2 separate regions of the Homo sapiens genome follow, and region 1 is linked to region 2. A link is a loop called in an ENCODE intact Hi-C map of the cell type or tissue named here. Cell type or tissue: ascending aorta. All regions are shown on one strand.

The links. Hi-C counts contacts between places; a loop is a spot of excess contacts. Peaks named below come from ENCODE experiments on the same cell type or tissue, not always from the same donor. Only the 100,000 strongest peaks of a DNase experiment are listed, where the experiment ranks them.
Region 1: it touches region 2 in a loop (3.0-fold over the local background); 3 of 110 quality-filtered maps call a loop at or near these places.

Annotation. Positions count from the first base shown.
Region 1 is chr11:103,942,891-103,950,890 of GRCh38, forward strand. It overlaps PDGFD (platelet derived growth factor D), which reads right to left. Exons shown (of 7, transcript NM_025208.5): 4 at 4,772-4,834; 5 at 562-760. Among named protein-coding and RNA genes, the nearest start is that of PDGFDDN, 40 kb to the left of the region's middle. In ascending aorta, no CTCF peak of the experiment used is centred here; a DNase peak (open chromatin) is centred at 4,811; H3K27ac peaks cover 2,552 bases.
Region 2 is chr11:103,789,763-103,797,762 of GRCh38, forward strand. No RefSeq gene overlaps it. Among named protein-coding and RNA genes, the nearest start is that of MIR4693, 56 kb to the right of the region's middle. In ascending aorta, no CTCF peak of the experiment used is centred here; a DNase peak (open chromatin) is centred at 4,079; H3K27ac peaks cover 1,664 bases.

The DNA of each region.
Region 1 (8,000 bases), 150 kb after region 2:
CCACTGTAAAATTGGGGCTAATAATGCCTTGCTTGCCAAAAAATAAGAAGCTGGTTCAGATAATTTTTATAAGATCTCATCCAGCTCCAAACTATGACCTATATATCTTTCACGGGACCAAACCCTTCTTAGTCTGATGCAAAAAAAACACAGTTTGGGCAAAATGCAGAACTTCATTTGAAAGTGCTGTGAAACATGACAATGGACTGATAGTAACCACCTGATCTAAGTGAGTTAAATATATTGTACTGCTAATCCTTACTCATTATTACAGGTTATGTCCCTAGTCCAAAAATCTAAACTCTGAAATGATCCAAAATCCAAAACTTTTTGAGCACCAACATGATTCTCAAAGGGAATGCTCACTGGAACATTTTGGAGTTCAGATTTTTGGATTAGGGATACTGAGCCAGCAAGTATAAATGTAAATGTTCCAAAATCCAAAAAGCATCCAAAATCCAAAAGACTTCTGGTTTCAAATACTTTGGATAAGGGATACTCAGCTTGTACTGTTAAGATTTCTATGTGCTTATGAAGAATGTACAAGTGTCTGTCTCTTACCTTTTGACTTCCGGTCATGGTATGACCTGCCTCGATACCGAGGGGTGTCCAGATACATATTCTCAAGATCTTCTTGCCATGACTCTGGATTGAAGTACTTGAGCAGATCTTCCACTGTATCAAATTCTGCAATTTTTTTGTCCAGAGCATCCGCAATCAGAGTGGGATCCGTTACTGATGGAGAGTTATAGGATACCCCCTAAGAGTGACATACAGCTCAGTGTACTCAGAATAAGTCCATTGCTGTGAAATACAACAGTCATTCAACTATACGGAAGGAACATAAACAGGCTTCTGAGTATAAGACATCATACGTTTGAATGCTATGTAAAAACAACATGGTATTGTCTTGCCATATTCTTGGATAAAAATCAATTAATTACTAAAAAGATAACATTCGCTTTTTTGTAAATCAAATCCAAGTAGATCAGAAAACTTCCAGTTTATCTTAAGTGTAATCATCTAAAAATATAGAACGAGATAGAAATATATAAAATTAAGTTATCCAGTTTCTTGGTTCATGGTCCCAAATCATCCACATAACAACAAATAATAGTGGGAATCAAAATTTCAAACTCCTTCCACATTAGTTTTGATAATTAATTCCACTCTCCCACTGTTAAGTTCCACATTCCCCCTTTACAGGTCACCTGGCATTGCAGATGATGTGTGAGCAATGTACGAATCTACTCTGGAGACATTTTCATAAAATTTAGCACTTTCACCAACTTATTTACTGTCAACAAAGATAATTAGCCATGAAATTGGCTCTCTTGACTTAAAAGGAGAGGATTCACATGGGGAACATATTTTTTTAAAGTGCTATAGTTTGCTAGTGATCCCAGTTGCCATTAAAACTTCTCAGGAAGACTCTTTAAATGAGAAACACAACATCATTGAAAGCCTGGAAAGGATTATGTATTTTGCCATGGAATACATGGCACATGAGGTTTCCAAGCACTTACTTCACTAACCCTTGTACAATCTAGAGGTAAATGAGCCATGATTCAAACATCTCTGTTAAAATTCATGACCCATTAACAAGGAAATAGAGAGCATACAGCCTCAAATGATTTTTAAATGTCTTTAAAGAAACTACCAAACAAATAAGATTCCCCAAAGGCAAATATCTCCTATCACTAAGGGAAAATAGGAATTAATGAAAACTTGCTTTCCTAAGATTTGACTGTAGTATCTAATCAAGAAAAATTATGTGCTATTGAGTCCCAGACAGCCAAGCCCACAATTTATAACCTTACTCTCAGGCAATGTTGTCTCTCTTTAACCAATCAAGGTCCAAAGGTTGCTAAGTGATTTGATGATCATCTGCTCTCAGAGTAACAGTCCCTCTTCACACAAGTAAGAGGCTTTAAAGCATTAATCTACCATTGGTATAACTCAGGAGCAGTTTTCAAATATTCCCTGTAGGGAAAAGGGAGTCAAGGGAGTTGGGTGAGAGGGTGAAATAGACCGATGAATGTGTCAGGCCAGCTCCATTTTTTTTTTCTTTTACAAGAAACCATACATCTAATTTTCAGTCATCCTTGTTAAAATAAGTTCTGAACAAACCTTTCCTGCCATGCTACATTCATTACCTTATGAGTCCACTCTGTATTCTGTTCAGGTGTATCCAGGTAATAATGATCATTTATCTGGAGGCACGGTCTTTGTCATACATTACGGAAGAATCCAGAGATTTAATCACAGTTCAAGCCATGTTAAAGATGTCCTCTACAGTCATATTGTTGATATTATATAGCTCTCATCTGGGTGCAGCCATATTTGTTCCTTCTGTTTCTGATAGGTTGTCCCTTTAATCTACGTGACTGTGTGTGGGTGTCTGTGTCTGTGTGTGTCTGCTTGATACGAGCTGAACCCTGACTGACACACATCATTTCTGTCTTTCACATCTCTCTTGAGGTCACATGCTAGAGGTGGAAGACTTATAATTCAGGACTATAATTCCAAATCGCCATTAACTTGTATTGTCGGATAATCTACAGTCTATCTGGCTAACATGCACCAGATGGTTTACAAGCAGCCTTGTGTCACAATAGTGTGGTTCTAAGAACCACAAAACTCAAAATGAGCTGACGAAATTAGAAGCATGGCAGCACATAAAAAATCTTTGAAATTAAAATGCTTCCCTCATTTTTGAAATAAAAACAGGGACACCGATCAAGTCATTCCCACGCCAGTGAAAGCTTCTTGTGACAGCTCTGGGGAAAGTGGCTGCATGGAGTTCTCCAGGGTGGCTCCCAGCAGTGCCTAGAATGTAGTGTGTACACAGACATCTCTCTCAGAGAAAGCTGTGGGGAACTCTCAGTCCCTTAGAAGGGAGGGGGAAATTTAATCTCTTCTAACATGAGGCTGAAGAGTCAATCCAAACCATAGGTAAAATGCAAACATGTCCCTATGTATGAGCTTTACTGCTGTTTTCAAGTTTTGATTTAGGGCAGTTGACAGAAACAACAACGACAGCTGAGGAAATATTTATGAATGATGAGGTGACCTAATAAGACTACAAGAACATTTTGGTTTCTGAGGTAAATATTTTAAAACTATTTTTGAGAAAAAGAACTAATTTAATGTGTCTCCTTCAGCTGAACAGTAAATATGATTTCATTCAGCTTTTGTCACGTATTTATAAAAATCAATTCTGAAGTTAACTGCATTAATTTAAAATGATAACAATTTGTAAAAAAGAAATGCTCTGGAAATGCAAAACCACTTTCAACAAAAACAAAGTATGGTTTAAACAGAAGTCAATGGTAGGTCCAATGACCCCTGCTCCTGCTCCAGAAAGTTCTTGAACAATGGAGTGCTGAGTAAAGAAACTAGCTTGGTCTTACAAGAGAGTTAAGCAGCACCTAGACTTGAAACTCAAACGAGAAGCTTTTGCAGTGGATTTGGACCCAGGGAACTTCCCCAGATACTCCAAAAGGATGAGACAATGCCTCTCTTTTAAAGGACCTGGGTTATTCTTAATTTGTTGAAGGTCCTTTAAGGCTTGTAATTCTGTGGTTGGAGCAAGAATCATTAGACAACCCTGAGCTATCATGTCGAAGGTGCCTGAGAAGCTGCAGCATCCCATGACCCTCAGTCAAGGTTGCAAAAACTGCTGGTGTCTGCCTTGAGTTATCAGCCTCTACTGTGACCCTCCTGCTTAGCCTGAGCACCTCTTCAGCATATCTGCCTTGTGTTGACTTTCATCTAATTGATAATGATTGCCTACACCAAGTTAGGTTCAGAGCATGTATTCTGGACTGTTGAAAGCACACAAAACACTTATTATCACTGTCAAAGATCTCTCCAATCTTTTGATCAGATGAGGTTCTAGTCCAGCATCCATACCAGGTGAATTAAATAGCCACATAATTCATAGTGGAGGGAATCCTGCCATATGAAAGAGTTTTTAAAAAATCCTCCAGAGAGCAAAAGATAACATACCAATTTTAGGAAAAAAAACAACAACTCTGACTCAGCCACACGGACCTACTCAGAACCATGGGCAAGCTTTCTCTATGTTCTTGACCTTTTAGTAAACAACTGCATTTATTATCTTGTATTTTATTGCTACATAAGTGCCACACATAGGATTGGTGAAAACAAGGTCTGTTCTTTCTGTGCAAAGTAGATAAGGAGACTGAATACTGAGAAATGACTAAGTTTAGAGAAAAACTGGAGCATGAACCATTTTACAGCTTCAGGGTGAGTTATGTTTTATATCCAAGTAAAATAGAATACATGCCTGATTTGCACTTATTATCTTACTGTAAACATTGGGATTTTTCAAGTCTGAAAAGACCCTTGAAAATGCAAAGGTTAACGTCTTCCCCAGGAATATTCGAAAGCTATTTTGAAATTCCCCACTTGAGTGTGGGCCATGAACTAGTTTGATATGTTTGATATGTTTGGACAGACCTTTAATTGGAATGCTCTGCTCTGAAAATGAAAAATATTTAAGTTATTACCTAGTGTGAGTTCCTACCATGCTATACTGGCAGTTCCTGGAAACATTTCTGACAGACAGGGAAAAGGGTTTCTGACATAATCCATTGTAACCTGAATGAAATGGAGAAACACATCCTGTTTGAGATCTAGCTTTTGATCAAGCCACAGGTCCTTAATGCAGGTGAAGTCCTTTTGGGGTTGACCTTAGCTGTTCCATCCGTTTCTTTTGCTGGCAACAGAGTAATAAATTACTTACTGAAATAGAGCTTGTGACAGATTCCCAGTTGGTCTCTGAAGCTGCTGCGGGTTGGAAATCTTCCTGGAAGGCAAAGAAACATCTGTGAGTCAGTCAAACCTCTGTTCAATTCATTATGTGCACAGTTTCAACATCTCAGCCTTCTGAATCTTTTTCCAACTAAGTGACAACAGACATAGGGCTATATTCCTGCTGAACAGGTCACCATTTGTCTTAAGCACATCTCCTCAAGAACCCTTCTCATTTAAGACATGGACATTTTCTTGTAAGTACTGGTGAAATGGAAAAGGCACAGGAAGGAATGCAAATTTTAACTTGGCCATCTACTGGCTGTGTGACCACAGACAACTGACAACCCCTCCAGTCCTTCCTTTCCTCAGCTAGTATGGAATCCTTACATTATAGGGCTGTTTTAAGAATTAAATGCATTAATTATGTAATTACCAATGGCACTGAATAAAGTGTTTGATAAAGAATAATAATAATTATCATTATTGACATATAGTTGGTTTAAACTAGGTTACGCATTATGTTCAATCTTGCCTGCTGACCTGGTCCAAAATATTGGTGATCTTTTCAACGATACACTAACTTCCAAGGGGTTGTTCCTGACTATATCAACAAATATAAGGAAGGATGGCAGGGGAAGAAAATGACTGGTAGTGACTAAGTACTGCCCATTTGGGGAAGGAAGGTCAAGGGCAGACTTGAAAACATTAGTTATCTCAGATAAGCCTTAGTGGATGTGTGATAGCAATAGATCACACAGAAAAAACTTCTCTTAAAAGGCAAACTTGTCTCCCATTTGTATGTGACCTCCATGTTAATTACTACAGCACCAGGAAGTTTAAAAAACATTAAGGGAAGGAAAACTAATTCTGTCATTTTTACAATCCACAGATGGCTTTCTGACCTTGCTAAAATAAATCACTTTAGCAAATATTTTCCAGCCTTACCGAGGAGTGGGAGGTGTTTTGAGAGGATGCTGAGAAATGTTCAGCCACTCTAGTCTGACAGCTTATTTATCCAAGTATACCTACTGAATGAGAGCTTAGTATCAGGTGTAAATTTCATTAACATTTTGAGGAGCTGGAAGTACATTTGTTAATTGGTTATGATGAGGCTGGTTTATATATAAATTTCCTGTGTTTAATAAAATTTCAGCTGATTACTGAGAGAGAACCGAGTCAAATGCGGGGTTCAAAAAATGAACAAATATTAGAAACTGACTAGATGATGGGTTGATAGGTGCAACAAACCACCATGTATCCCAGAACTTAAAGTAAAAAAAGAAAGAAAGAAAGAAACCGACTAGACATCATTATTTTAGTCACTTTTTTTTTTTTTTTTTTTTTTTTTGAGACCGAGTCTCACTCTGTCACCCAGGCTGGTGTGCAGTGGCGTGATCTTGGCTTACTGCAACCTCTGCCTCCCAGGTTCAAGCAATTCTCCTGCCTCAGCCTTCCTAGTAGCTGAGATTACAGGTGTGCACCACCACACCCAGCTAATTTTTGTATTTTTAGTAGAGATGGAGTTTCACCATGTTGGCCAGACTGGTCTTGAACTATTGACCTCAGGTGATCTACCCACCTCGGCCCCCCAAAGTGCTGGGATTACAGGCATGAGCCACTGGGCCCGGCCTCGTTATTCTAATCTTAATCCTAGGGAAGATAGAAAAGAAGCAGGAAATGTGGTATCTGCACTCTGCAAAACAGAATAGACACTAAAAGGACACTGAATTCCCACAGCGGGAAGATGTGTATAATCAAATGAAGGCTGGCATTTATATGAGTCTTCATAAGTCGGTGAGCACATAAGACTAGGCAAGAAGCCAGAGAGCCAGTGGCTTCTCCATTCCTTGATGAGACTATTGGTGGAGGACATATGCCAGGTATGGTAATGACAGGAGCAATCCTCACATTACAGAATTTTCATTTTCCCTTGTTCATTCAATATTTGTTAATCACCTGCTATTAATACTTTCTGAGCTGTGGGTAGGATCATGAGGAAATAAAAACTATCCCTACCCTCAAGGAATTCGAAACGTAAACACACAAATAAACACGTGCAGTAAACGCATGTGGGTGCTCTGATACCAGTCTACTCAGCATGCCATGGAAGGTAGTAATAGGTGGTTGTACCTGGGGAGAAAGTGGGCTTGAAAAAATTTCACATAGGAAGCTGATTTGTTAGTAGAGTCTTGGAAGATAAATAGTTGCTTCTTGCAGAAAACGCGGGTAGAAGACTCAAAGGGAAAGCAATGCTTAGACAAGGTGAGGAAAGTATACAGAAAAATAAACAACTTACTGGGGAAACTATGAGTCATGTTGGGCATAGTGCGTTTGAGAAGCCTACACTATGTACAGATGGAGATGTTCGGGGGGAAGTTTGCTACATGAGAATGGACCGCATGAGAGAGAATGGACCACATGTGACCTTGAGATATAGATTTGGGAAGTATCAACACAAAAATGCAATTCAACAAAGTAAAGGGTTATGTTGACCATGTGTTAAAATCAGAAGAGGGACAGTTTTAAAATCTTGGAACTGGAAATAGTTTTAGAATTATCTAGTCCAATCTCCTTATTTAAACAATAAGGAAACTGGCCAGGAGTGGTGGCTCACGCTTGTAATCCCAGCACTTTGGGAGGCCAAGGCAGGTGGATCACTTGAGGTCAGGAGTTCAAGACCAGCCTGGCCAACATGGTGAAAACTCATCTCTACTAATAATACAAAAAAAAAAAAAAAAAAAATTAGCCAGGTGTGGTGGCATGTACCTGTAATCCCAGTTACTCAGGAGGCTGAGGCAGGAGAATTTTTAAACCTGGGAGGCGGAGGTTGCAGTGGGCCAAGATTGCACCATTGCACTCCAGCCTTGGCAACAAGAGCGAAACTCTGTCTCAAAAGAAAAAATAAATAAATAAATAAATAAATAAGAAAATGAATGCTTAGAGAGATAGATGATGTGTTCTGTATCATGTACCCATTTTCTGGCAAAGCTAAGGCCACCAAAGCTCATTTCTAAGTAGAAACTGTGTGGTTGGTGACCTTCCACAGTGTTACAGCTGCCTTGGATAATGTGTGTATGGGGAGAAAAACGATGAAACAGTTTCCAAAAGGGGAATCAACAGAGCAGGAAACGCATATAGTTGAAGCTGAGTGCTGGTGGGTGGTTCTATGAGGACACCCTTTGAAGTAGCCTTAGTTATTTAGATTTCATATCTATCCT
Region 2 (8,000 bases):
TGTAAAGGCAACATTATAGACATAGTTTAAACACCATGGACAAAGAGAAAATTTAAGGAAATATATTTTTCTGTTTTTACTGTTTTATTTTCATGTTTGGAGAAGCAGACTATTATTCTCATTTTCTTTTGTTTCATGAAAAAAATGAAAAACCCAGCTTATATAATGTAGTTATCCCCTGCTTATACATACATATAAAAATAATTCTCTCATCAAGTGAATTTTGAACTCAGACTCTCCATTAATTGCTATTTTTCTTCTCAAATGGAAACTGGTCTATGACTTGAATGCTTTTTGATAAGTCCTTGAATTTATTTGTATTCAGAGATTCTGTTGCAGTCTGCTAAAAGCCATTTCTTGGCAGGCTTGGGTAATTGCAGATGAAAAGGCTCCAAGAATAATTTTTTCCCTACAGGAAAGTGAGAAGGGATACTGCTGACACTGGGTAGAAAGAGCCCAACCCAGGCAAATAAGAGAATAATTAAAGGCCCAAGAAACTATTTGACAATATCACATCTCATGCAAATTAGAGGAACCTAGGATTTTTTTTTTTTTAAAAACCCTCACTTCTACACACACACACACACACACACCAGTGCAAATTTGGAGCAGGAAAAAAAACTCAAGGCTGCACGTCACTCAGACATTAGCATCCCAAAGCCTGAGTACTGAGGCATCATTTTGTGCAAACTTCATTTGGGTGAATTGAGTGTCCGATGGGATTCGTTCACGGAGCCTGAACAATAAGTGGGAACTCGGGGAGGTGAGACAAAGAAAATGCTAAACACTTTCTACTTTCATTTTTTCTCACATGAAAGAACAACACACTCGTCTTTGATACAGGAAAGGAAAACAAAAAATTGTGCATTTGATGTACATTATAAAAAGATGTCTCCTTGTGTGGGTGGGGGAACACCAAAAGGGATAGTCCCAACACCACCATTGTGTCTTCTGTTATTCTTTACATTATATTTTGTGGCTATAAGGATACCATCCTCAGTGTCAAAAACAATGGTGAAATACTTCCAAACAATTTCTTCAAGACATCACCAAAAAGCTTCCTTTCTATATTCTACACAATCTCTTTTACAAAACATAAAAGGAAGGAACACTTCTCAATTCATTTTATGAAACTATCTTTACTCTGATAGCAAAACCAGATAAAAACACCAAAAAGAAGCCAGATAAAAATGAAAGAAAACCAGGGATGAATATTTTGCATGTATATGGATGTGTTGAAATCCTTGACAAAATATTAGCAAACAGAATTCAGCAATATACAAAAACAATTATATACCATGACCAAATGGGGTTGATTCCAAGGATGAAAGGCTGGTTCAACATTTGAAAAAATCAACCTATGTAATCCACTATATTAGCAGGCTAAAGAAAAAAACTCACATAATTATATAAATGGATTCAGAAAAACATTTCAACAAAATTCAACACCCATTTATGATAAAAACTCTTAGAAAAATAGAAATAAAGGAAAACTTACTCAGCTTGATAATGAGCAAATATAAAACTCCTCAGTTAACATTATACATAATGGTGCAAAACTGAATGCCTTCCTCCTAAGATCAGGAACAAAGCAAGGATGTAGCTCTTACCACTCTTATTCAACATAATGCTAGAAGTTCTAGCCAATGCAATAAGGCAAGACAAGGAAATTAAAGGCATGCAAATCAAAGGGGAAGAAATAAACTGCTTCTATTTGTAGATGATACTATCATCTATATAAAAAAATCTCAAAGAGTGTATTAAAAAAAACTCAAGAACTAGTTAGTGAATAAAGCAAGGTTGCACTATAGATCAATATACAGAATCAAATGTAATTCTATATACTAGAAATTAACACATGGACACCAAAATGTTAAAAAAGTAACATTTACAATTGTTCAAAAAATGAAATACTTTAGTGTGTATTTGGAGAAAACATGCACAGGACATTTACACTGAAAACTGGAAAGTACTGATGAAAAAAATTACAGAAGACCTATAAAGTAGGCAAACATACAATGCTGCTGGATTGAAAGACCCAACATAATAAAAATGTTGACTTTTCCTGACTTGGTTTACAGATTTAACATAGTTCCCCTCAAATTCCCTGCAAGACTTTTTATAGGTATAAACAAGATTATTTTAAAACTTATGCAAAAAACCAAAAGAGCTGGAATAGTTTAAAAAAAATGATTAAGAAGAAAGTGGGATGAATTAGTCTACCTGATTTTAAGACGTTTCTTATAGCTACAGTAATCAAAACTGCACGATATTGGCAGAAAGATAAACATAGATCAATGGATCAGAGCAAGGAATCCAGAAATAAACCTACTCAATCTTTCCAACTATTTTTTTGACAAAAGTGGTAAAGCAATTGACTGGAGGAAAGATAGCCTTATCAATAAATGGTACTTGAGCAATTAAACTTCCATAGGCAAAAAACAAAAACACACGCACACACAAAACAAACAAACAAACGAAAAACCCAACAAACCCTCAAACCTCAAAAAAACCACCTCAACTTAAGTGCATAAAAAAATTACTCAAAATTGAGCATGAAATTAACTGTAAAATATAAAACTATAAAATTTTTAGAAGAAAATATAGGAGAAAATCTTTGGAATCTAGGGCTAGTCAAATAATTAGACTTGACACCAAAAGCATGACCCATAAAAGAAAAAAATGAATAAATTATACTTTTATCAAAGTTAAAAACTCTTGCCCTGTGAGACACTGCTAAGAGTATAAGAAGGCAAGCTACAGAGAAATATTTGAAAACTTCGTATCCAACAAGGACTCACGTCTCAAATATAAGGAACTCTTTGAACTCAACCACTGAAGGAACAAACAATACAATTTGAAAACAGATGAAAGCAATGAAGAGACGCTTCACCAGAATGCATATACAGATGGCAAATAAGCACATGAAAAGATGTAGAATATCATTAGTCATCAGAGGGTTGAAACTAAAATAACAATGAGATATCAATTCACATCTATCAGGAGGGCTAACATAAAAAAAATTAAAAATCTAGTGACAACACTAAATGCTGGTGAGGATACAGAGACACTGGACCACTCATACATTGATAGTGTGGATGTCAAATGGCACAAGCACTCTGGAAGAGTTTGGCATTTCTTAACAAACGAAATCTGCAAATACCATATAACCCAACAAGTTCACTTCTGGGCATTTATCTCCAAGAAATGAAGAATTACGTTCACACAAAAACTTGTGCATGAATGTTTATAGAAGCATTACTCATAGTAGTCCCATACTGGAAACAACCTCACATGTCTTTCAGTGGGTAAATGGTTAAACAAAGTGTGGTATGTCCATATGATAGAATATTACTTAATAATAAAAAGCAGTGAATCATTGGTACACATAACAACCTCTAGAGAATTGTGTGGAGTGAAAAAAAAGTCAAACTCAAAAGGTTACATATTGTGTAATTCTGTTTATATAACAGTCTGGAAATGACAAAATTATAGATATGGAGAAGAGTTTAGTGGTTAGGGTTTAGGAGATAGTGAAAGTGGGGAGGAGGGAGTGGGTGTGGCTATGAAAAGGAAAAATGAGTCCAAAATGATGAAAATGCTCTGCACCTTGACCTTTTCAGGGTTGAAACCCTGGTTGTGCTATTGTACTCTACTTTTGCAATAAGTTACCACTGGGCAACACCAGGTCAAGAGCACATGGAATTTTTCCATATTACTGTATTACTTCTTACAATTGCATGTGAATCTACAATGATCTCAAAATAAAAGGTTTAATTTAAAAAGGTTTTCTTTTTTTTTTTTTTCTTTTTGACACAGAGTCTTGCTCTATCGCCCAGGCTAGAGTGCAGGGGCACGATCTCAGCTCACTGCAGCCTCCACCTCCAGGGTTCAAACGATTCTCCTGCCTCAGCCTCCCGAATAGCTGGGACTACAGGCGCCTGCCACCATGGCTGGCTAATTTTTGTATTTTTAGTAGAGATGGGGTTTCACTATGTTGGGAAGGCTGGTCTTGAACTCCTGACCTCAAGTAATTTGCCTTGGCTTCCCAAAGTGCTGGGATTACAGGAATGAGCCACTATGCCCAGCCAAAAAAAAAAAAAAAGTTTTCATCCTTATAATAACATAGATGTTGTTGGCAAGCCCTCTGTATGGCCCAATGATTACATAGTAAGTAGTCTACTACATTTTCTTCCCTCCAGCAAAAATAAACCCTGGGAATTTCAAGTGACTTTGAGATGTTTCTCCATTGTGTTTCCTACCCAACTATCCATTGTCTTAAATTTAAGGGGCCATGCCAGATATCATAAGATGAAATTGTCCAGGGTAGCGTTGTGATTATATTTGGACATAACTTTACCTAACACCGAGGAAAAAGCAACCAGTCATTTTATTTAGGAATCCTTTACCTCATTTTTTTTGGCTTTTTATTTTCAATGTTGTATTGTGATATAATTATCAGATATTCTGAAGAAATTATAAGTAATAATGATATAATATTTAAACTTAAGAAAAATTATTTGAGCCAGAAAAGAGGTTGTGTTTTTAGAGAAAAGGAGTACAGTGGTTGTTTTGCTGATAGTTGTGGTTTTGGAAAGATTGTGGGTTGTCCAGATGACAGTGCTAGAACAGTGTTCTTAAGTCGAGTGTGAGAACTGGAAATTCATTCTGGGTCATTCAAAGTCACTGGAGAATTGTTATCAGACATTTTAAAATTGCTTCCAGACTAATCACCATTGCCATCATTTTTATTATCACATACTTAGGGAAAATTTCACAATCTGCGTGGCTTTCACAGCAGTGCAAGAAATATTTACAAGGCCAAGTGATCCTATTCACATGAGAAATTGTTAAATGAATTGTCTTCATTGATGAAGTATCTGTTTAATCCATTAAAGGTACATAATCATAAATAGAAGATCATGTTAAAAGTGCCAGCAAGGCACCTCTACTACAACACAGGTTTTTTTTTTGTTAAAGCCTATAAGAAAGGTTCATGGCCAAGAGACTTTCATAGTTTGTATATAGAAAAGTATTTTTAAAGTTATAATAATTAACATGGTAATTAAATTTAAATTAATGAAAGGCAGATCAATTTCTAGGGGTAAGTAAAGCAACATCTTGTTGGTAGTTAAAGGAAATATATGATACACATATCTTATACAATGATGGTGAAAAGCAACATAAAGATCTGAATAACACTGAATATAGCCACGATTCTGCTCTGGTTTATGAAAGGATGTTAACCTTGAGACTTTTAGAATTGGAAAAAATAAAAAATACCCGGAAGAGCAGAGGACAAATAATAGGAATAAAAGTCTTTTTCTTGAGTTTCTTTAGTTTGTAAGATGTTCTTTATCATTTCTCACCTGGGTATTAAGTCTTATGTCAAGCTGAAGAGCTACTAGAAAGAAGAAAACGAAAAAAAAAAAACCAGCTTTTCAAAAGAGCAAGTTTATTGTGTACATCTGAACACTATTTTGTAGGTGTCAAATTACAACGACGATAGCATATGAAAGTAAACCTTCAGAAAATATGAACTTTTCCCAATCCTCAGAATTGAAGGAAAATTGATATGCTTTCACCTTGAGTACTGAAAACAAATTCCCATTCCCTCTTTTTCTGTCTCCCTCGCTCTCACGCACACACAGGTGCATACACACCACTGTGGATAATTCCTTCTCTTTTTAGCTTGCATTGTATCCTGTAGGCTACTGTTTCCTACTTGCTCATGATCAGAACACAGCTATAATTTTCACTTTACATTTTGCATTTACAGAGCATTTAATATATTTTAAAGCCTTCATAAGTGTATTTCCTTTAATGCCCATAATACATATCTTATAGGGCTGAAAATGTTGACCTAGTTCACAGTCAACAAAAGAGAAATAACTTGTGCCTCCCACAAGATGCAGGGTCCTCCAACAGATCATATAAGTGAAAGGAAAATCTGTACTTTGGGATTCATGTTTATGAGATGATTCTCAGATTTCTATTCGAAACCTCCTTCCTGGGCTCCCGGAGAGGCCCATCCTTAGAAATGTGTTCCATGTGTATGTTTCATTTGCACTTGACTCGTGTACCTAAACCTCAATGATTCTCTCTTCACCTCTGGTTTCCATGCTGTTTAATTTGTGGCACCTTTCTCCCTAGAATCCAGATAGAAACCTCAGATTCTTCTTGGTTCTTACTCTTCGTTCTTTTTCACATTTTATCCAATCAGTTGCCAAATCCTGCAGATGACATGTTTTCTTTACAAAACACCTTGACTTGATTTCCTCATTATCATTCCCACCACTCCCTCCTACCATCTAGGTGCTTGTTGCCTCTCCCAAAGGTTGCAGTAAGCAGTATCTTCAACATCTTTTCTCCTATTTCAGGACATCCACATGCTGCTGAACACTCTCCTAATCAATACCTTCAGCATCTCTCCATCAGTGACAGAGTTAAGCACATGGTCCTCATCCTCCTGATCAATACTCTAGCTTATCTTTTCTTCAGGCTGAACTATACGTACCCTAGCCATCTGTCAGACTGCAATCCTGGCTTTCCTAAAAACATACTCTCCTGTGTCTTTCTTGTCCTCTTTGCCCCTGCTCTGTGTGTGAATTAACCTGCCGAACTCCACTGCCCAACTTCTCCTGTGGAAATCGATTCCAGCCTCAGAAACCAGTTTTAAAGGCCAGGCCCTCCATGAAACCTCTGCCTATCCTCCACTGGACCCCTGCCACACTCTCTCAATTCCTCTCCAATTGTAAATTCCATCTTATTACACTTATTTGTGTGGATGTCTTCTCCTTCATTCTAGATTGCAAGCTTCTTATAAATTTGCCATTATATTTTCCCAGGCATCCAGGACTGAGAGTTCTATATAATGGAGATTGCATACTGATGTAATTAAAGTAAGTTGAATTAAAATAGAGGTAGCATTGAACATTTTATTTTTATTTTACTGAATGGAGTCACTTTTCTCTTTGCTTCCAAAAAGCGCTTCAGAAAGGGCTGCTTCACTGGTACTAATACACATCTTTTAGTTTCCACAGAAGATTATTATGTTTGAGTATATATAGAGAGTTGGGTGAAGCTGGGCTATCAGTTATGTCAACAAAGGGCAGGAAAACATTACAAATGTACATACCAGTTTCTATCATCAGCAGATATTCATTTGTTAACACTATTAATCCAAACATACTATGTAATGTAAACCATTAATTAGTTTTGAACTAGAACCAAATAGAAATAAAAGTAAAGCAATCATCAAATAGAAAATCTACAAATAGAAATAGAATTAAAGCAATCATCAAGGTATTTTTTCTGTTACTATGGCTAAAAGTTTAGTTTTTACCTATGGTAACAATTTGCTACTTTTAATGCTAGAGAGCAATTTTACAATAGTTTACATACCATTCATTTATTCATTCTTCTTATTATTTCAGATTTCTATATAATATTGGGCAGGGGAGGAGTTGGGCAGTAGAGTTTGGCAGGTAAACTCACCAACAGAGCAGGAGCAGAGAGGCAAGAAAGACACTTCAGAGTATATTAACTCTGTCATTGATGGAAATATTTATTGGGTAACTGGCTATAGGAGATGAAAAATGATCTCTATTTTTGCTTTCAAGTCTACTATAGCTTCATGGAAAGACATACTTCAAGGCCACAATAAGACATGTTAAATTCTCTGTGGATGCATAAGTACTCAAGGAACTGTGGTTTTATGGGAGAAGGAACATGTATGTTTCCCCAGGAAAGACAGAAAACCTTTCAGAAATGCTGAAACATTTGAGTGAAGAACTAAAAAATTTCTAGTCTACCACATGGGCAAGGGAGGTAACAGAATTCTGAGGAGAGGGAATGCATTTGAAAAGGCATAGGGTGGTGAGGTGCCATGTATACTTGGAAGTGATGGCCCTACATATCTGTTACCTGAGCGAGGAAGAAAGGCAGGACATGAATGTCAGCAGATAAACTGAGCCAGCTCGCAGAAAGCCTAGTACTCT